Regions from separate parts of the Homo sapiens genome. Here region 2 is linked to region 1. Evidence: chromatin loops called from intact Hi-C (ENCODE). Cell type or tissue: Caco-2. All regions are shown on one strand. Each heading gives the region's core, and the rest is flanking DNA. Links, peaks and the distances in the headings are about the cores only. Region 1 overlaps SLC25A21 (solute carrier family 25 member 21). Region 2 overlaps SLC25A21 (solute carrier family 25 member 21).

Evidence for each region. A loop is a pair of places that touch in the nucleus more often than their neighbours do. Peaks named below come from ENCODE experiments on the same cell type or tissue, not always from the same donor. Only the 100,000 strongest peaks of a DNase experiment are listed, where the experiment ranks them.
Region 2: it touches region 1 in a loop (5-fold over the local background); 1 of 110 quality-filtered maps calls a loop at or near these places.

The regions. Positions count from the first base shown.
Region 1 is chr14:36,929,942-36,941,442 of GRCh38, forward strand. The region is part of intron 1 of SLC25A21 (solute carrier family 25 member 21); the gene reads right to left. Among named protein-coding and RNA genes, the nearest start is that of MIR4503, 17 kb to the right of the region's middle. In Caco-2, for the core only: no CTCF peak of the experiment used is centred there; a DNase peak (open chromatin) is centred at 6,390.
Region 2 is chr14:36,850,981-36,862,481 of GRCh38, forward strand. All of the region lies in intron 2 of SLC25A21 (solute carrier family 25 member 21), which reads right to left. It overlaps LOC107984668 (a long non-coding RNA gene), which reads left to right. Exons shown (of 3, transcript XR_001750716.2): 3 at 1,195-1,325. Among named protein-coding and RNA genes, the nearest start is that of MIR4503, 96 kb to the right of the region's middle. In Caco-2, for the core only: no CTCF peak of the experiment used is centred there; a DNase peak (open chromatin) is centred at 5,291.

The DNA of each region.
Region 1 (11,501 bases), core at 1,687-9,686:
AATACTCACTTCTGTGGGAAGCCAATCAGCATATAAGAAGTCCGACTTCTCTGAGAATGCTGACTCCCCTGAGAAACCCAAGATAGTCATGTGAAGAGGCCAAGCCAAGAAAGAGCTGTCCAGCCAGTCATTGCAGCCTGGCACCAGACATGGGAGTTAGGAAGACTTCAGATGCTGTAGCCACAGTTCCATTTAGGTGTGCTGGCTGAGGAATTCCAAGTGAGAACTGCCTTGCTGAGCCTATTAACCCCAGAACTAGACATATTAATAAATTGTTGTCATAAGCCACCAAGTTTTGGCTAGCTAAAGAATATCACACAAAAATAAAACATTAGTCAGGTTTTCAGAATGATGTTTAATATCATTCTATTGCTAAAGCCAGTAGGATTTTAAAACAATGTAAGGTAAGAACCTAATTAATGTTCGGTATTCCACAAGTTGCTAAAATCAGTAATCTGGGAGTCATGGTAAACTCCCCTTTTTCACTCAGTCCCCTCATCCACTCAGTAACCAAGTTCTCCACAGTCTACCCCTTAACCTCTCTTAATTCTAGCCATTCCTCTTCATCCACATTGCCCTTGCCTTATATCGATCTGTAACTTCTTGTTTTGATTACACTAGTGTTCCTTTCTTTAGATCATCTAACCCCACCCCCAGCCCCTGCTGTATCATCTATAACCCAAACTCACATCTATAGTGTACACCACAACCATAATAATCTTTTCACAGCACATTCAAGCTTCTCACCTTTCTACATAAAATCCTTCAATGGCCCTCACTAACTGTTACAATGAAGTTCAAATTCCTTGGTCTGGCACATGAGGGTCTTCATGGTCTGGCATCCACATACCTCTCAAGTGTCATCCCCTGCCTCACTCCTCCCCACATATCCACCTAACTACAGCAACCTTCTTGTAACTGGCTGAGAGAGTTAAGTATTTCCAGTATTTGCTTCCCCAAATGCTCTTTATTTTGCTTACAACACCCATCCCCCTGCTTCTTCATCTATCTAGCTCCTATACATGCTTCAAAATTCAGCTTAGAAATGACCTCTTCTGAGATGCTTCCCTGAACTGGCCCATCTGACACCTCTCCTCTGGGCTCCCACAGACTCGGGTTCTTTTTCACTCGTGAGTTCAGTGCACTCAAGTTAATTTTCCTCCTCCCCCCTATTTAAAGTAAGGGAGGCTGGGATGCCTGACACTTCTTAGGCCTTCAATAAATATTCCTTAAAGAAATACTAATTGAAAGCTGTAATATTTGCATTGATGTGATGAAAAATCATAAATATCACTCCCAACAGCGAGTAGGAAATTGTTTCTCTGGGGAAGATCATACAATTCAAGTTAAAAGTGAATGGGAGGCTTCTCAGAGGCATTCACTCTAACCTGAGCCTTGGCAAGGATGCAGATAGCTCACCAGGTGGTATGAAGGGTTGGAGTGTCCTAGCAGAAGGAGAAGTCTTTGCCAAGGTGTCGAGGTGAGAGAGAAATGGAGAGCATTTGGCAAACCTGGATAAATGTGGCTATTGCTTTAGAGTGTAAAGAGAAGAGCAAAATGTGGGGGTGGTATGGAAGGCAGAAGCCTGAAAAGAGAGGGCTCTGCATGCTCTGAGAAGGACATTATATTTTCTTGTGTAGACAATGGGGAGCCATTCAAAGATTTTAAATGGAAGGGGAACATTATTGGGGTTACGTGTTAGAGGACTTAAATGGAGAACTGATGAAAGGAGAGACAGAAAGCAGAGAAGAGCACTCAAGAATCTAATGCAGTAAAGCAGGTAAATTCAAAAGACATGGAGTTAGAACATGGAGTTAGAATAGATGGGACTTGGTAACTGACAGGATATAAGGGACAGCCAACTAGGAGGTGTCTCAGAATTTTGCTCTGAGTACTTATGTGAATGGAGATGGCAAATTAAAATAAAATTAAATTAATTTCCAACGATTTCTGAGAATTTCATAATGAACTTTGAGCTAGAGACATTTTGCAAATCAAGGGATATAGTGCTTACAAGAGATGATTACGACACTAGTGTCCATTTGCTATGAAATAGTCATGAAATATGATCCTTTTGGATTATACCATGGATTCTCTGTGTGATCCCAAAGAGTCATTTAATCTTTCTGTGCTTCAGTCTTATAAATTCTTCCATATACATAAGAAGAAAATATATGCTTCTCAGGTAAGTCAATAAAGCAACTCAAAAGTAAATTTGACTATGTGGTAATTTCTGTTTCCTAAAGGCAATATGAAATACAATCTCAATTTCCTCCTCTATTAAAAAAGAATTAAAAGGGGAGAAGGCTTAAATAATTTCAAATGGCCCCTTCAGCTCCAAAAATCAATGGCTCCATAAGTCAGAGCACTCAGTTGGAGTCCACGTTCTGCTCAGGTCAGTGGTTGATACTCAACAAGAACCAAGGGATTTACGGTGGAGGTAGGTTGTCCTATTTAAGCACTTCCTGCTGAGTGAAGTAGTACTTCCTTTTACTTGTTTTAATGTTTTTCTGTTCTTTATCATGTTATCTTTTAATGAGGTGTTTTCATTTGTTTAACAAATATTTATTGAGTGCCTACTATGTGCTGGGCATCATATTAGGTGCTGGTGAAACAAAATTAAATGAGACATGCTCCATTTTGTTGCATTTCTTAACTGTAAGCCATATTCAAGCCAAAATACATCATCTCATAAAGTAATATTTATCATATACATGATCCTGCTCTAGGAACCATGCCAGGCTACCCCATTAAACTTGATGGACCTGAGAATAGTAAAACTATACACTGTATAATGTATTTATAGTATATAGCAAGGCAACAAAGTCCCCCGAGAAGGGAAGGCAGGAAAACTGAAAAATCATCATGTGTGTACTTGGAACTCACAGACCATTGGCAAGCTCCTTGACTATTTCGTGACTCCATTTCTTTATAAAATGGGAATAATAAGGCCTACTTCTGGTATTCCTCATAGGATATTATAACGATTAAATAAGTAAAAGCACATTAATTACTCTGAGCCTTAAAAAAAGAACTAAATAAATGTTAGGCATTGTTGTTTGGTAGAATTACATAAAATCACATTAAAGTCAAAAGCCTACTGTAGTTATTTTAATGGAAGGTTAAATCCCAAGATGAAAGCAGGGTGAGATGAATAACTAAAATAAGGGCACACCCCTAGTTAGATCTAGGTAACAACTAAAATTAAAACTGGAATTAGCTGCATGACTGACAGTTCCTCACACAGGAAAGAACTTACAAGATATACAGTCTGTGTCTATAAAGCTGGATTAAGTGCAAAGGGAAGGTGAACATGAGCCCCACCTGAGCTGACCCTTCTTGGATTTTTAAAAATGAATCTTCTTTCGATTGCAGTTTTCAGAGGGGAACTCCTACTTGGTGGGGATCATGCATCCCCTGAAGGCTATGCTACCAGGTCTCCAGTACCAGACAGAGACATTTCCACCACCGGGATATTTGATGCATGCCGGCTTCAACAGCAGAGCCATTTGTTAACCTTGAGAGGTCAACTGTGATGAAATTTATTCGTTTGTTATCAAAAGCTTTACTTAGATGGTGTTCAAAATGTTGTTATAAAAGATGCAAGCCCTCAAAGAAGATACTTTCTCAAGAAAATTGTTTGGCTAAAATACTCAAAGCTAAAGCAGACACCAACACCAAACAGAGGAGCTAAACTAATAAAACCTTCACCAGCCTCCACATCAGAACTCTCTCTAAACTGAGCAAGAGGAATCAGGAAACTGCCCAGCCCCCTCCTCCAGCCCCAGGATAGAAGCTTCCTGATCAGGGAAATAACAAACTCTCTGCTAGATCACAGTATTTCTTTCTCTTTCTGGTTCTGCACTATAGATAGCCATATACAAGAGAGCAGAGTAGAGTTTCCTTTCTCTTTTCACCTTACTCACAACTATTCTTCTTTCAGTTACTGTAAGGGAATACACAGTAGAGACAGATGAGAAGATTTTTGACTCCCAAGACTTCAGCACCATAAGGTTCTCTGATGCTAAGCATGGCTGAAAGTTGAATGCAAATCTCTAGGAATGGTTTTGACTACAGACTAGCTTTCAGTCAGAGTGGATAAAAGGAAATGATTAATTAGAAAAAAATATCAAAATTTAAGTAGATTTTTTTAAGTTCCAAAACAGCGTTTTTATAATCTGTATTTGGTTAAGCCCAAATTGTTTTAGAAAGAAGTTTATTTGGATAATAAGTAGAAATTACATTATTATTAACCTTTTAGGACTTGAGTAAAGAACAGCTGTCTGAATCTCAGGCAAAGTACATGCCTTTTACTATTGACTATAATCCAGGCGACCTCATAGGCTTTTCTTGAAAGGTGAAAAAATCTTAGGAAGGAGAATCTCTATAATTGAAGTGCTGAAGCAAAAGGAAACCCACAAATTCTAGTAAGTAACACAACTTTCTAAGCAACACACTCCAAGGCCTTAAAATTCCTGGAATCAAATTCTTCCTTACACTTAACCTGTGTCTGTTTTATCTTGGGAGTAAAAAAAAAAAAAAAAGCATGCCATCCCTCGGGAATTAACTCTTCATTTATATTAAAGCTATAAATCACCAGCCACCAAGCACTGACTGAAATTAATATCCTAGTTCCTATGCCATTTCCACTTAACTTCCAATTCACCAGTACTTATGGGGTAAAAAGAAAGTGGTAGGATTCTGCTTCTAGTTTATAAAATATAGTTGTTAAAATTCTCACTTTTGCTCCTTAGAGTTATACACACACACACAGAGAAAAGAGAGAGAGAGAGAGAGAGAAAAGAAGAAGGGCTGAGATTTTTAAAACTTTTTATATGTTGGTGTCTTTTATTCTCAAAACTTTATTCAAGAAACATTAATACTTATTAAGCACTTAGTATGTTTTCCAGGTACTATTTCCATCTTAATTGCCTTGCTTTTTCATTTTCATGAGTTTCATTCCACTAGATACCTCAGATAATCTCCCTAAGTACTACCTTTCCCGCAGAAAGAAAGAAGAAAAAAATCCAACAGCTAAAACCTGTGGTTCTTTATCTTTTTTTTTTTGAGGGCTGTTACCAGGCAACTGAAACTCCACTCTTTCAAATGGAGAAGATAACTCAAAATATCCTAGAAGTGTTTCAATCCACTCTAAATTTCATATCTCGCCACTGCTACCTCCAAACAACTATTTAGGATCCTAAAACCCTGGCTGGTATAGAGTTTCTAACTGCCCACACACTATCCAGAATGCGGCTCTGTCTAAACTCCTTAATGTTCCCCAGGAATCTCCTAACAGGATAATCTTGAATCATCACTGAATTTTTTTATCACCCATATCTTTCCATCTCAACTTATCCTGGAATGGAACAAGCTGTGACCAGGCATGGGACTGACCCAGAGCTTGATTTGAGAGATCTCTCTGTCCCTAGGCCCAAGTTTAATATGGCAACTCTTTGAAGGAATTCTCCCCCAAGGACTATGCAAGTTGAGTCTGCACACTGTGGTTCTCTTTTTAGTTTAGCAATGGGGACTCAATTAATTTTTAGGAGCAAACAGGTTTCTGTGGAAGCCACCTAATGTCTATACTTATCATGACTATTTTTAGTGGAGCGGATCCACATGATCTCCTGATTGGCACTGTTCAACATCTGACCAATTCAATAGTTTAAGTTGTCCTCACTGTCATCTCCTTGAATATACCAGGCTACAGCGTACTGAAGCAGAATAAAACATTCTTGCAAATCTAAGCAAAGGAACCTAGGGGGTGGGATGGGCATCTTTCAAGTACTATCGTGACAATTGTTGTTTATATCTAATTCTGAGATTCTGCTCCCCAAAAGTGTATATATGGTCCCACATTCCTTTCAATCATCCTCTCCATTTTTAATTACAGGGTGTCAATACAATAACATATTTTTAAAACTTTCCTTTGCATATGTATGGATTCTCCATTAAAGAGGGGAACCTTATGGAGTCCTGCAGGTTTAGAGTAAAATTCTATTTGGTTTGAATGTCAAGGCAGAAACAAGTTTGTTTCTAAATGATAGAATAGTTACTCCAGGCTAAGTTATTCCACATTTCCTTTAATTACTGGTACTGGGTTTTTATCTATCAGTACTATCAGCTTTGCAAACCTCAGGCCAACAATCACAGAAGTTGAGACAGCACCGTGAAGGGAAATCAACCTAGTCAAGCTAAAGAAACTTGCATCTGCATTTCTCCCAAGCTGAATCACAAACAGTCCACACCCATCCTGATCCCTCTTCAAATAATTTCTTCATTTACTTGTGTGGCACTTCCTGACAGTAAGGAATGGGCTTGACTGGATGAGCTATTATCTCATTAGGATTTGTGAAGGAACCAAACAGACTGGAATGCTTTCCACCAGCCCCCCTCCCACCACCCCTCTCCATCTCCCGGCCCGGGCCACCGTTTGTACTGTTTGCCTTTTCTCAGTTTCTGTGTTGTCCAAGAGAGATAGATAAGCTCCTGAAATGATTACTACCACCCTGCATTAGCTTTCAAAGCCACTAACAACTTTTCCATGTTTGGTAACTAATGTGTGATAGAAATGTTGACAATGTAAAGCGAGAACTAAACCACAGACCAGAACCTCTCAGAATAAATGGAAATCACCTAAAGGTTCTCTGGGAGCCCCTTCCACAGTTCTGTTCAAAACACGTGTGACTTTTAAGGTAAGATTGAATTTCATTGGGTTTTAATCAGCAGGAATGCCAAGAACGGTAATATAAGTAAACGTATTGGGGTTTTCTGTTTCAATATGATAGTTTTAAAATGAATTTTATTTTTTCCACTTTGTCCTTGTAGATCCAGAAGAAAATCATGCAGTCTCTAAATCTGATATCCTAGAAGAACTACAAAATTTGATATTCATTGAGAAACATGGTAAATCCCCACACAGGAGGAGATCAATGCACAATGCTGTCCCTTCACTTTGCTGCGTGTATTCCTGCTGCTGGAGGCTCATTTATAACAGTGTACCTGGAGCCATAAGGTCATGGCTAGGGTCTCTTTCTATGGTACAACAAGGACAGATGGATATTATAATTCAGCTTGAGAGACTAAAAGAGAAAATAAGGCAGATGGCTTGCTAAATATTTGCTTCATTTCAGGGCCATGCTAAGTTTCCTTTGGCTGTTGATTGAAAGCCTGTTGCTGAAAAAACCCTGAGGCTGCACTGCAGCAACTGCTGTGTCTAACTAAGCCGGGCGATGCTGAAGGCACGTTGCCCCACATTTCTCCACATTGTCTTGGGCTCCTAGAAATAATATAGCCAATGAGGCGCTCTTAGCAACGTTGTTCTCACTTGGGTTGATAAGGAGTGAACAAGTACTCCCTAGCTGAGCTTTTCCTCCCAGAAGACCTCAGACTGAATTAGGAATGCCTTCACAAACAAAGCAAGGAGGAAAATAAACATGCTTACGCTTAACCATATTCAAACGTCAGTGACTGGAACAGCCTTTTTTGAGGCAACATAGTAGAGAGTGACATTGGTTTCCATTGCGGCCTATTGGTGATAAATATGTGATGTGTACATTTAAAAGGGTAGCACTCACTTCATCTGAGCCTTTCTTTTTCAAAACCTACTGTGTGCCTGGCATTGCTCAAGATGATGGAACTACGGTGGTTGAGAGGTAGGAGACAATGACGTAAACTATGCCAACATAATTTTGGATTGTGAAGGAAACAAACAAAGATCGGATAGCATTAATAGGGCTGCGAGGAGACGGATGGTTAGTCCACGTGGGAATGGAGGAAGAATCAGCCACACAGGGAGCCAGAGAAGCCATCCCCACAGAGGACACAGCAAATGCAAAGGCCATGAGGCAAGAAAGAATAGAAAATGCTCAGAAACTCATGGCAGAAAGGAAAGAGTTTTTTTGTGTTTCCATTATTGTTTGATGATTCAGTCTGTATTGGAAAGCTGAGAAATAAAGGAACAAAAGTATACAATAAACAAGTATAGGTTAATTAAATGTGTTTCCTTTTTAAATCCATCTATTATTTCAGACATTTTCTGGAGAGAAGAACAACTTTTTTTAAAAAAAAATTTTTTTTAATGGCAACTCGATATAATGTTTGGCTTGTTTTTTCTTTTGGGTGCTCAGCAAAATGCTGCAAAAATGGTCTGCATGTTAACCCTTGATTTAGATTGTTTTCTCAAACATACTCCCTGAACGCATGCTGTTAAGCTACATATAGAGCCCTAGTGTTGAATCCTTTCTTACTTCATCTTTCTTCGAGAAGCCTTCTCCTGGCAACACCTAGATTTCAATTTAAACAGACTCACGTATGGTAACAAATCAACTCCCCTAGGCACAGAGTGGACTGTGCCAGGCCTTTAACTAAGATTCCACAGGGGTCTACTGATCTAGGACTCTAATTAGGTGGAGTTCACTCATTGCAGGATGACACAGCTCTTCATAAGGCAAAGACCACCTTGTGCATTAATTAGGGCAAAGTTCTGTTTGAGACTCAGTCTCTGGACAGCCTTAGCAGAGCAGCAGGTTTGGTGTCCTTGTCATCTCTGTGTTACGGCCTTCTAAGTCTGCATCCCGCTGAGCCTTAGTCTATGTGCAGAATCAAATACACTTTCTTCTGCTTGGTTGATTTTGATATTTCAATACATGATAAATGATTGCCAATCAATCAGCTGGATCATTGCACAGAAAATCCAATCTGATCATCATGTTCACATCTCGTTGTTTTATTCAATTAATGAACAAACAGGACCAACCACAAAGAATTTTGGTTCCTGAACAATAACTTAGACTCATAAACTTCCCAACAGAAACCTGATGAAAACCAATCAATTTAAGGCACATGTATACAAACATGGCATATGTAATGAGTAAAACATAAATTAGTAAAAAAACAAAAACAAAAACAAAAAACTTCAGAAATCTATATTTCTTATTGCATCACTGAAATAAATCAGTCTCTAATATATTCAGATTTAACTCTCTTATGCTTACTCTTGTTCACTACTCTCAGCTTGTGTTTCTGAAAAGTTTTATGTAAACCCAAGTTCTGTAAACTGAATTGTATTTCAGATACATTAATTTATTGCTTAAATTATAAATCTGTTTGTAATTAATGAAGTCTTCTCAAACATGTCTCTGGTGCAGAGTTGGAATTTCATATAACAGCTTTACTTAAAAGGCAGGTTTTGTTGCAAAATTTTGTGTTTCCCAGCTAATTTGTAACACTCATTAGTAAACCTAAATTTGTGGTCGGACTCATCCATGAAAAAACAAAAGAAAGTCTTATTTCTGTATTCTAAAAAAAGTCGGGTTGGGGGAGCAGTTTGTGTTTCCAAATCATATAAGCTGGAGCCAGGGGTGGGGGGGGAATGTAAATACGAATTCTCTATCATGCATATTTTCTTTTGTGAGGGGTTTGACTGCAATACGATTAAATAGAATATACTCATGTGCACTGCTTGTTAAGACAGCATTTTTTTTGTTAAATGGCCATGTCAAATAAACATGATTTATGTCCCCTTTTTGTTACCCATAATCTTGTTGTCCATCTAAATCTTTGTGACATACTATCTCCAGGTTACCTGGAGCTTTGTCAAATCTCCCAGAACCCAACCTCTCTCCTTTCTCCCAACTTCTTGAAAATCTTCCTCTTGCTGTCCTATGTGAGAGAAACCTTTTATTTTTTAATGCTTTTTATATCAGAAAGACCAATGGTTTATTTGAGGGAAATGTATTTAATATTTAAATACATATAAAAATAAATGGCATACAAACCATTCTACTTACGTTTTATTAAGCTCATTAAAAGGGGATAAAATGGATTCAGAAGACACAGGAACTTAAAAATCAGCGCCATTAGAACCACTTGAGCAAAATCAAAACTGAATGAATGGAAAACATGCACAATTTTAGTCACTGCGAATGTGAACTCACAGAAATAAGAAGATCTGGTTTCTAATTGTTTCACATATCTGTTTTACATTCAGCGTTCTCCTCCACGTCATATTTGCTAAAGAGATCTTCGTCGTCAATAGCAGTCTGCAGTGTACCAGAGCAGAGTTTAAAAATCACCTTAGGTATGTACAAGCCTCCTTTCTCATGTAAGTATTATAGAATGAGAATCTAATAAAGAATGTTACGTGTATATTCTAAACTGCGTATTGCAAAGTTTCATCATTAGACTTGAACTCAGTCAACTTTAACAACGACTACCAGCAGCCCCTTTCAATTAATCTGTTCATACATTACTTTTCCATATAACTAAGCTAGTTTGGAGTTGAAAAGGAAGAAAAATGTGTTTGAAACCACTGATTCTTTTTCATTCATTTTCTTCCAAATTAAAGGAAATGACACTATGTTTATTCCAATATTTTAATAAAATTTTCTCTAAGATTTAAAAAAATATACTACTCTGAATGTAGGTTGGTATTTTTTTTAAAGGTTGCATTATAAATCAAAACTCCTAAAAATAGGAGTTTATGGTGGGATTGACAGTATTTTAACTTTAAAGGCATGAGGGTGTCCTTTTACAGAGGCCTAAATCAAATACAGAAAAAAGTGATGTGTTGCCAGGATGTTCAATGCACTTTCCTTTAATTGCCATATATAGTTAATAGCCTGGTCATTTTTTTCTAAATAAAATAAGTCAGAAAGTTGCAAGCAACTCGATTACACAATATCTTACCATGCAACGTATCAAAAACAAAGAATTTAATCGTTCTGTGGTCTGGGTTGAATTCAACACTGAAATCTTTTCATTGAACTTCACAGCAACAAAGAATTTCAGACTTTCAGATGACCATCTTTGAAGTTGGATAGAACTCTGACCATATTACGATTGTCTGATACTGAAAAAGGACAAAGTACAGAATCCAGTATTCCAACCAAGATTTGGGCTGATCTGAGAAACTGGAGAAAAGTACTGTGAAGGAATTGCAGATATAGAATGACTGGATAGGTCATTTGATCTTGCTTCTGAGACTGAACTTAAAAACCTGTTTCAGATTAAACAGCATTTCATTGCTTTCTTTTTTCTTTTTTTCACACAAAAATACTCCTACAGATTAAAAGAAACCATCAGAATGGAAGTAAAAGAATTATGCAGTATATATTATATCTACATAGGTCCGGAAAGTTCCTGAAATTTACTCAAGCTTTACTCAAAATATTGACACTATTTAGTATCAAACCAAACTCCGGGAGTACACAGAGGGCCTTCCTACAATGCATGTGATCAGGGACAGCAATGATCTTATCCCATAATATATCACAAAACAGTGGAAAAAAATCATCTCATATTTTTAGAAATCATGCTCTTATTAGCTCAAATATATAGTTTAGGCAGTCAACATTTTGTGGCTTCCATCATTTTCAAAGATTATGCTGCACAAAATTGTATAGAGAGTATTTTGACTTACACATTGACTTTTTTAAATATAGGAGTGATTGTAGCAATAGCATTGATTGTAGCTTTAATTTACATTATCAAGAAAA
Region 2 (11,501 bases), core at 1,443-9,442, 79 kb before region 1:
CTAAAGATTATGACATTCTACAGTCTGCCTGTTTAAGCGATACAATTCAAGATTTTAAAGTACACTGTATGCTCTGTGCAGGGAATTGCTTGGTATCTCTATTTAAAGGAAAATATTATTGTTATGAATAGGCTTCAGATGCTGGAGTCACTAATAGTTAACTAAACTTGGTATTTTTTTATGCCCAAAATAAAGTATGTAAGATAACCTGGGAGCCATATGTGTCACATGATTTGTTGGGGCCCAATCACACCTAATTTCAGTGGCTGAAGAAAAAGAGCCAAGCAATTAAGGGAGAGTTTGGTGAGCTCCTGTTCAACCGAGGACGGAAACCTGCACAGCTGGAGACAATTCTGAGAAAATTGATCAGAATTCCTTTACCTTAACAAGATGCTGGCTAACAAGTTGATACACATGAGTTTCTATAATCAGGCAGCAAGAATTTAGGAACCCAGAAACACAAGTCACCTTGGAATATTCAATAGCTCCAACCTTTGTCATTTTAAGGAGCAGGGACACCTGTTAGCTTGGGATAAGGCAGACTATTTTTATGAATAACATAATATGCTTGGTAACAAAATGTTATATCCAGGTGTTGGGAGAATTAATCAATTGAATGTGGCTGCTTATAAAATAAATTGACAATAAGCTACACAAAAAATGGGGATTAGAAAAACTGCAAACTATTACTCTCAATGGCATAATGTCTGGGTATTCAAAATGTTGGGTCTCCTGTTTTTTTGTTTGTCTGTTTTAAAGACTTAAATTTTAATGTGTGTTCTCCAAATGAGTAGTTAAGCATTTTCACTGAATTGCTAATCCCCAGAACCCTATGAAAGGTTGCTTGATACACACTGATGTTTGCTTGCTTGCTTGCTTGACAGTATATGAACACATTCAAAAAAGTCTTTTGCTGGGACAGATCAGCTACTTTAAGGAGGTTTTTCTAATTTCTAACTAATGAACATGGGACTCTGGAAGGGTATCAATCATATTAAACATCTGGAAGAGTTAATGAAAACACCATTACATTATTTTTAAAATAATATAATTAATCTACATACTTCCATCCCCAATCTTATGATTATTTTTGCAGTTGTAGTCTTTAACTTCAAATCCAAAAAGTACTGGGAACATACCCTTTCTGATCCAAATGAGCATTCTATGTATCATTTTCTTTATTGCATGGAGCAGGAAAGACCTAACAAGAAAAAGGCATAGCCAAAATGCAAAACCACCTACCTACACAGAGAACAACAGCATAGTCTGATCTGTTTCCACCAGCCAGCAAAAGTGAACCTGGTAAGTTTACTTTAGCCTCTAAACCTGCTTCCTGGATTCTACATCTTTTCTTAACTATACCATTGCTATTTGGGGGCTGAGGGGGAACAGAACAATTAGACACACCTGGTTAAAGTGTCCTGTGCCCTGTTCACACTTCATGTTGTATCTTAAAGTGACAGCATATTAAAATGTCAATGGAATTCCTAGGCATTATGTGGCTATCACAGCTGAAAGTATAATTATAGTTCTTAGCCTACGGAACTAGATTCCACTCATTTCAAGGACCAGAAAGTAATATATAGTGTGAAATATGTAATTTTCACAAAATTATAAAAGGTTAGAAAAATGAAGTGTACCTTCATGTAATCAAAAATTCTTATTGGCGTGTGTGTATGTGTGAGTGTGTGTTTATGTGTGAGCATGTGTTTAGAGCTTGGTCATGGTATTCTTTGGAGTCTACCATCACATGTTAGGCACAATACTTAAAATTTTGGTCAAGAAAAGTGTTACTCTAATAGTTCCAAGACAAACACACAGCTGACCATATTTAGGTTTAAATATATATATTTAAAAGCCATACAGGAAACACTACTAAAATTTTACGTAGAAACTTAATATACTGAATTTGAATATAATAAATATCATAAATGTGAAATGGAATCAAATTGCTTCCATGCACCGAAACAGGAACATTTAAAATCTGCTAGAACTTATGTCCCTGGTAATAAGTTGTGACATTACATTCTTATTGTGAAAACCAGGAGTGCTTGCAAAATACTTGCACTATAAGCTTGTCTCAGTAGCCAAAATAAAACAGAATATTACTAAGGAATTTGGCACTAAGACCAAAACAACAACTGTTCAAGGGGGAAATGGGATAATTAAATTGTTCATTTGAAGACTGTAATGATAAGATATGAATCACATATGCTAGATAAGTGTTTTGGCAGGGCCATGCTTCCACTGACATCTCCCAAGGACAATCCTAAAGTTGCAAAATCAGAGGAGCTGCCCCAGTGAATGCTGTACTTAAGTAAAGCATTTTACAGCAGATTGTCTGAACGCTTCTCATCATAACACTACACTACTGCAATTTGTCAACCTCTTATAAACAAATGCTCAAGCTCTCTCTCACATAGGAGTATGGTTGCTAAGACACACTCTGCTTTTTTAATCTGAGCATTTGTTTCTAACTTCTAGAAATCATTTCCTAAGCTGCTAGGCAGACCCAGGACCAGCTTGATTGCCTCACCTCCCAGGACTCCTGCTACCAGCCCGGGTCATCAGCTCCCCGTTCCTGTGAGTGGCCTGGCTGCTCTCTCACACCCAAGAGGCCCTCTCCTCAGCCCATTTGGACATGTAAACATGCGCTTACTCTACTAAATAGTTGGTTATACAGAAAAACATGTTTTGACGGCTGCAACTGCTCCAACTTGGCTAGTCTTGGTTCTGCTGGACCAGCGACAAATGCCACAGCTTTTTAATGGTCTGACCCCTGGGACTTTCATCAGCCAACACCCTATTTATTTAGAGGCCTCTGTCCTCTGAGACCCTCCAACAAACACTGCTGCATTATGCATCCAGTGCTTTTGTTCCACTTGGATTAGAGAGCACAGTCCATCTAGTCTCTTATTTTTCCCCCTTCTATATAAAAGTAGGTAGGGTGAAAATCTTTTAAACTATAGAAACCAGAAGTATATGTTTAAGTGTTAATTTTAATTCAGGTTTGACAACTAGTAGATCCATGTGACCTGTGTACATTTAAAGCAATATTTAAAGTTGGGATAGATCATTCCTTCACTCCCTCCCTCACTTATTCATTCAGTTACCACCTACAGAATATCTATTTGATACCAGGCACAGTGCCAGATACTGGGAGTGCAAATATAAATGCGACATGATCTCACATTTTAACAGAGGGAACCATAAAAACCTAACATCAAAATGTAAAACGTGCATATGATATATTAATACATTATAGACACATACACACAGAGTTTTAAACAATGTCAGAGAAATGAATTGTTGATTCACTCTGAAGATATAGAAGAGGATTCACAGAAATAGTTATAGTCGAGTTGGGCCTTGAAGGATGAGAGACTTTTCCCCAGATGGAGCTAGGTGAGAGTAATTGTAGCAAACACAAGTAGTGTAATAGATGTTAACTGCTTGTATTTGAATTCTGGCTCTCTCCTTTCTCATTTCTTGAACTCTTCAAATTTCAGTTTCCTCATCTGTTCAATGGAGATAATACTAGTATTTCCTACATGGGCTTGTTAGAAAGATTAAAGTAGACAATATGGTAAAGAACAATGCATAGACACAGCAAATGCTCGAGAAGGTAGTTGCTAGTGATTTTTATTACCATTATCACTATGATGTGTTTTTACAAGTTGTGCTTGGGAAATAATAAATGGTAGTCTGGTGTAGATAGAATGAAAGTGTGTTAGACTTAGCAGATATTGCGGATTCTGGAAAAGACTGGTTGGGATCCTATATGAAAGGCCTTGTATGTCATTCTAAAAAGTCTGGACTCGATATTATCAACAAAAGGAAACCAGGGATGGTCATACAGTTCAGATGACACCTGCTAAGAGACTGACAGTGTACAGAAAGCTGCAGTGTAGGAGGGTAATTGGTGTCTTTTGTTCTTTTCTGGGGCATGAGGTGGGGGGGGGTATTCTGCCATCCTTGGAATTGGAGTGGTGGCAGCAGTTTGCCCAAGGTGGAGGCAATAAGGGGCTGCACTGTCTGTGAAAAATTTTTAAAAAATAATAAGCATCAGTTTGCATTATATTATCATCACAATCTGATAATTCTGAACAATGTCAGTAAAGTAATGTGCTCTTCCCTGTTGGACAAGCCACCCCTTGGCATGCCATGGCTTGGTAGTTTGTTCTGAGAACTCCAAGGAGGATTAACAAGCACCGAGAAGCTGAGTACCCTGTAAGGACTTCCTGACGCTTAGGCATGGGTTAATTCAGGACTAGGAAATGGGCCTGAGGAGCAATCAGCCAAACACAAAGTTTGAGAGGGGCCAAGTAGTAGGAAAAGTTCAGGGTCTCTCCTGAGGAGAAAAAATCAAAGTGGGAGGCAGCCTCAGGGGTATCCTGAGAAAAAGAGGCAATGACACTGGATATTGGGTAGCGAAGAGGATAGACACAGATGCAGAAAATTAAGGAGGGGAGGGAGAAGGCTTACAACAATACACCTTCCTCATCTGTGGCTTCCTCACCATTGGTGGGGCAAGTACCAATCCAGAAAGATCCAGTCCAGTGGTTTTCAGTACTTCCAGCATCAGCATCATCATATCCCAAATGCAAATCGTTGGTCTCCACCCTGAACTAACAGTATGAGCAACTGTGGGGTGGGGCTCAGCAATCTGGGTTTTAACTAGCCCTCCTGGTTATTCTGATACACGCTCAAGTTTGAGAATCACAGGTCTCCCCATGTGTGGAGCAACTCTCTAAATACAGCACTATATCCTCTGGGTTATGATATCATATTCTGATGCCTCACTAATATTTATGACATTTGTCACATATCAATACGTATGCCTCGAACAGTTCCTTCCCTTAACCCAGTGGTTCTCAACAGGGGTGAAGGGTGGTTTTGTTTCCCAGGCGGGTATTCGGCAATGTCTGGAGGCATTTTCAGTTGTCACACTGAAAGGAAGGTATTATTGGCATCTAGTGAGTAGAGGCCTTAGATCCTGCTAAAACAGTCTACAGTGCTGCAGACAGGGCCTTGCAACAAAGAATTATCTGGACCAAAGTGTCAATAGAGTCGAGGTTGAGAAACCCTGGTTAACCTTACCAAGAAAGAGGTATTTTTTAGGAGGATCTCCATTACACTGGGGGAAGGGAAAAGCAGGGTGGGGAAGTCGGCATCCAATCTGGTGTCTTTGAACACAAATCCTCGCTCCTGAGGCAGGAATGTTTACTGATTGGTGACTGACTCTGTTTATTGTTGGTCCGTAAAGGAAGTAGGCGCTTTATGACCCTAACCAGGAACTGCGGGCTTTGTTTGCTCTCCCTCTCTCGAGCTTGTCTTTCTGTATATTGTTTCTATCCTGACCTCATTCTTTGATTCCAAAGCGGTCAGGCCAGTCCTGATCTGGATCTCGAGCATTAAGTCCCAGTAGCTCAGACATGGCTTGTAAGGGAGGAGGAGTAATGGTGATTCTGGAGACTGCTCATTCTGCGAGTGGGCACTGGGGAGGACAACCCCACTTGGGGTTGGCCAAAGCCAAGACACCAGAGAATGCTTGATGATCTCCCACTGACTGCTTCCTCTTTAGACTGCGAGAGGCCAGTGGAAAGGGGGCCACTGGCATCACCCTGGAGAGAAGCTAGTTAGGGCTGTGCCAGACACATGTGTGAGTGATGTGTGGAAGCTCCACCCGCCCTGGCACGTTGCTGGTATAGCAGAGGCCGGCACGCAAGGGCTATCCATTGAGCAATTCTGCTAGAATCTGAATGAGGCAGGAACTGGGCTTGATTGTGGGGTGGAGGGGCATGAAGGAGACAGATCTATGGAGCCTGGAAGCACATCCCACATAGAAAACATGCAGTCAGATGGAAAGAACGAATGAGAGCTATGGTTGACATGAATATCTGGCTTGCTTTCTTTTCATGTAATTTGGGAACCTTGTCTGCTGTGCTATCCAAGGAAGCTCACTGCTGGTGCAAAAGGACATTTAATTCCTGCAAACAATGCTTGGCATCTTTTTCTGCAATGATTTTTACAGCCCTCATATTTCCATGGGCCTTTTCACATTTACCACTGTTTGACTCTAGAATACACTCTAGTAGCCAAATGGAATAAAGTCCTGTTTTTATTTTAATGGAAATTTGTTGTGTTTAAAGCCTAAGACATGCTTTATCTTAGACCTGGGGTCTGGTGTGCCTGGGTTTGGGTCTCCAGCATTTCTTAGCCTCAGCTGCAGTGGAGCTCTGCAATGGGAAGACCCCTCTGGAGGGCAGGCCCAACACTGGAAACTCACTTCCTAAACACCAAGGGAGCTGGCGAGCAACCCTCCGATGCAAACACCTTTCAGGCAGCACTGCGGGAGTCTCTATTTAAACAGGTGACCTTGCAGAGAGAGGCTCCAGATCCCATTACTGACTGCCCGGCTGAGAGGCAGATTTGTTTTTATGAGCTCTCAAGGCACACATTGGGGGCCAGGCGTAAATATGGAGAAAACTTGCTGAGACCTTGCCCCCTTTCCACAAAACGTAAAGAAAAGAAAATCATGCCGAGGCTTTTGAGAATCATGACTTATCACTAAATGACCAGTGAACAAAATGGTCATCATTTAATTCAAGGTTTAAATTTACTTTATCTCTGGTGATGAAAAGCAGTATCAGATATTTCAGCCCTCCTGCGTCCTTCAGGGAATGGTGGAAAGAGGAAAACAGCTGCTTGTATATGAAGCAGTTTAAGGGTCAAATATTACTCTGCCCAGAGGTGCTGACATCACTTAACTCTCCCTAGGAGAGGGGCATTGGCATCATTTGCTGGGCTGAGGCCGCAGGCCTGAAGATGGGCGGGCCACAGCCCCCATCTTGTTTCTCCTTGAGCACCTATAGGGTCAACAATTGCAAGTGAACATTGCAATTAAGACTCTAAAACTTTGTTTTTATTGGCTTTCGGGGGGAATATTTTTTTCACAATTAATGAAAACACAATACAGCCAGTAAGTTAAAATGTGAATGTGAGTTTCAAACGTTGCATAGTCATTAGGCTAATCATTAGTCATTAGTCATTTGTGGTTGACAAGGAGGGTTATAATTTGACACCTGGCAAAAATCAAGTAGATTTCAGAGAACTTAGAGTTGGGAAATGAGATGGAAAAAACACCCTCTTTTTCCCTAGGAGGTCCCATGAAGTAACGTTTGCAAAACCTCTTTTCTCTCCCCAGAAGTGAATGACCCATGATTCAGGGCTGTGGTGTCTCCATCTCTGCCTGCTGGACCACCCCTACCCCCACCCTCCAGAGCCTTGTATGCACTGGCCAAAGAATTGCCTCAGAAGGTTCTCCGAAGTGAACCTCTGGGAGTTGAGAGAAAGAGATAAATAACTTCTCAACCTGATGTTTAAGCAACAAGAAACCACCAGAAAGTGTCGGCCTCAATTCTGAAAATATTTTTTGAAACATCATAGATTCATGGGAGAATGACAGAATGACATGAGAATGACAGGATTCTTAGTTCCTAACTTTTCTGTAAAATCCCAGATTTTCTTCTGTCTATCGTCTATGACCCATTTTCTTTTGTGTGATGAGAGCAAAATATTGAACCCTGAGTTTGTATTTTCTGACCCCTGACCTCTCCCAGGTGTTCTGGCTCATTTCCTGAGAGTTATGTTTGATTTGGGAATGCTTCCCTCTTTTCTCCCATTCCCCTGTTACCGCTTGAAACCTGGAACACCCGCAAACAAGACCCTGACTATCTCCCTGTACTACCCAAAAACACTCTTAAGTGTTCTCTCAGAACTTGGCAAGCATCTATACAGGGACAGTTTTCTCACACTCTGGGAAATCAAAATATAAAACAATAGCTCTTTTCCAATTCTTCAACCTGAAGATAGATTTTAGGGTCATTTCTTTTTCCTTCCTATTTAACATGAGTTTCCGTTTTAGTACTAAGAGGAAATCAAATAAATAATCGACTTTGGTTTTCAATGTAACAAGGAAATAGAAATTCTAATTTGATCCAAAAGTTATTCCAAGATCATCTCCTCAGAAGTTGCAGTTAACATTTTCCTAAAAAATCTCTCCCTTTCCTTTTCTTTTTCAGATTTCAGAATAAAAGGCTGGAAAATATTACTTATGAAGTTAAGCATTATTTTTGCTTTAAATTGAAGCTGAAACCCTGCTTGACACCGCTACTCTGCTAATCCTGGTTGTCTTTTAAAAAGAAAATGCTTAGGATACCTAAACAATCTTGATAAAAAGATTTCTACATCTTTTAATTAAATGAGAGGCCAATCTACTAAGCTAACAAAAAGAACTACATTCAGGAATGCAACAGATTCTGCCTACTCCATTTGGCATGATTCCTTAAAAATAAATAACTACTTCATGAGTTGTGCAAGTAAAAATAAGATATTGTGTGCACTAAAAACATTTCCTCAAGGAGCATCCAGGCTGGGCTCATGAAGCCCACTTGTCACCAGCATCAAGCCGCCCATCCAGGCACCATCCAGGAGGGTGAGTCTTCTCTTCCTAGTCTAGGGCGGAGGGTCATTCATGCACTGGACTGGAGTTAAGAGGCTTGAACCTGAGCTGACAATGAACAGGACTGGGAGAGGCTCAACTATCCTGGGTTCAGATGACAGTTTGTAGGTATCAGAATAAGTACAGGGGCAGCTGGTGCACAGACCCTGGAAAATTCACTGACACACGGTGAATATATAAATATCATGTCTCATTCTCTGTGGTGTAAAACCACACAAATGCAACTTAGGCTTTATAAAATGCCCAGATTACTAAGTAGCCAAAGAAATATAAGAAAAAAATCTGTGAATTGATTCTGTGTGAAACCTGGCTCATGATAGTAAAACAGGCTTAGTGTGTTTGTGTTTTATTTTTCCAAATACATAATTTGAAAATACACATGGCTGTGCCCATTTTTAAATGACATTTATTCAATCATTCATTCACCAAGTGTTTATTGAGCACCTACTTTGTGTTCAACACTCTTGTAGGCACTGTGTAATATATATACATATATATATCAATGAAGGAAGGCCCCTTGCCTTTAGGAAGCCTACACTCCAATGGAAGTGGGCAAAAACAGTTAACGTGTACACAAATAAATAACTTTGATAAGGTCAGAAGACTAAAACAAAGCCAAATAAGGTAATGAAAAAAAAAAAAAAGAGAGACACACGGGAGGCCACTGGAGATGGGGCAGCCAAAGAAGTTTCTCTGAGGAGATGACAGCTGAGCTGAGGTATGAAGGTCGAGAAGAAGCCAGTCACTCCAGGAAAAAGGGATTCCAAGAACACAGGTCCTGAGACAGGAGAGGTATGTACTTGCAATCACTTTATTTTTAAACAATGAAAACACTGCCTTGGAAACAGAATATCAGATTAGAAGAAGCCTCCAAGACCATGTAGGGAAATGCCCTCAGTTTCCAGGTTGGGGAGTGAAGTCCCAGAGCAGCTCCATTGACTTGCACAGTGGGGCCAACAGTGCTGAACTAGAACGCTGGTCTCCTGTCTTTAGTGGGTGTGTCTTCCCACATGATCCATTGCCTTAGTGGATCTGTGTTAATTACACTCCCCCTGGACACTGACAGCCTGTCCGCAAAGGAATCATGTCTGCTCACCTGACCTTTCCAAATGAAACTGGGTCAGAATTCTAACGAGTTCTCACTTTAGGAGAGCATCTTAGGAAAAAGTCAAACTTTTTTCTAACGCGTACTTCTTACTTTTCAAAATTTAAAAGAACACAAATACAGAGACAAGAAATTCTAAAGTGTATATTTTTCTGAGAGTATTTGGAAGTACTGAGTTGGATCATATAATGAGAAGTTCATCGCAATGTTGTATTATTTCATAAAAAACAGAAATGCATATCCCAGATAGATTCTGATTACCAAAAATGGATGATATTCACAATAATTTTGTGTGGTTTTTGCTATAATAGGGAAGTATGTAACCTATTAAGCTCTCACAAAAGTTTCACTGAAGAAAATATTATTCAATAACCCCCAAATGGGAAAAATTTATCCTGTAAGAACTTGGCCCAGAGTATGTAGAGTTGCATCCAGCTCTATTTATCATCTTGCAAACTTCTTCATTATGTCAAAACTAAATCTCAGCTGTGCCCTGACTGCAAAGCAAAAGCATAAGGCTATTTTAGCCACCTCAACAAGAATATTCTGAGAACTAATTGATTTTCCAAGAATGTTAAACACTTTTTATCAATCTTTGGTCAAGGTTCACAGTTATGATATTATATTATCAGCCTCAAATTTGTTTGTCTAAAGAAACTTATGATTTTACTCTTGATTCACAGAAAGGAAAAACAATCTTCTAGAATGTTCATGATAGCCATAGCCTTCCGCTGTGCTAGAATCTCAACAATTTAGACTTCATTCGGCTTGATTCCCATATGCTCGACTCAAAAGTAGCTTTCCCATGGGCCTAGCCTGAGGTTCTAAGGTTCAGCTCACAGTTAGAGTTTTCTTCTCTCAAGCAGCCTCTTTCTCAACACTTTCAGGTTTTCTCACGCTGCAGGGAGAGCCCAAGTAAGAATCCTAAAGTACTTTCTCCATGGTACATGACTTTTCAGGAATATTTCAGCCCTTTTGAGACACGCACCTGCTCTTTACAGAGGCAGCTAAGGAGCAAACACTCTGGATAAAGATAATTTTACTTTCACTGATGGCAGATTTCTTAGAGCTTAACTAGAAAACATTTTTAAAACTGTTACAATAGCAAAATAAACAACAAACATTTTGAACTTTTGCTTTACTTCTTGAATTTTAAGCTAGAGCTAATCTCAGATAGACCTTGAATAGACACTGAAAATAGGCATGGTATTAGTTCCAAATTCTCTCTCCAAAAACTTGCCCTTAAAATAGGAGATTATCCATCTGAAAAAGAGCTAACATACAGAATCTACAAGGAACTTAAACAAAAAACAAACAACCCCATAAAAAAGTGCACGAAGGACATGAACAGACAGTTCTCAAAAGAAGACATTTATGTGGCCAACAAACATATGAAAAAAAGCTCATCATCACTGGTCATTAGAGAAATGCAAATCAAAACCACAATGAGATACCATCTCATGCCAGTTAGAATGGCAATCATTGAAAAGTCGGGAAACAACACATGCTGGAGAGGATATGGAGAAATAGGAATGCTTTTACATGGTTGGTGGGGTGTAAACTAGTTCAGCCATTGTGGAAGACAGTGTGGCAATTCCTCAAGGACCTAGAACCAGAAATACCATTTGACCCAGCAATCCCATTACTGGGTATATACTCAAAGGATTAGAAATCATTCTACTATAAAGACACATGCACATGTATGTTTATTGCAGCATTGTTCACAATAGCAAAGACTTGGAACCAACCCAAATGCCCATCAATGACAGACTGGATTAAGCAAATGTGGCACATATACACCATGGAATACTATGCAGCCATAAAAAAGAATGAGTTCATGTCCTTTGCAGGGACATGGATGAAGCTGGAAAC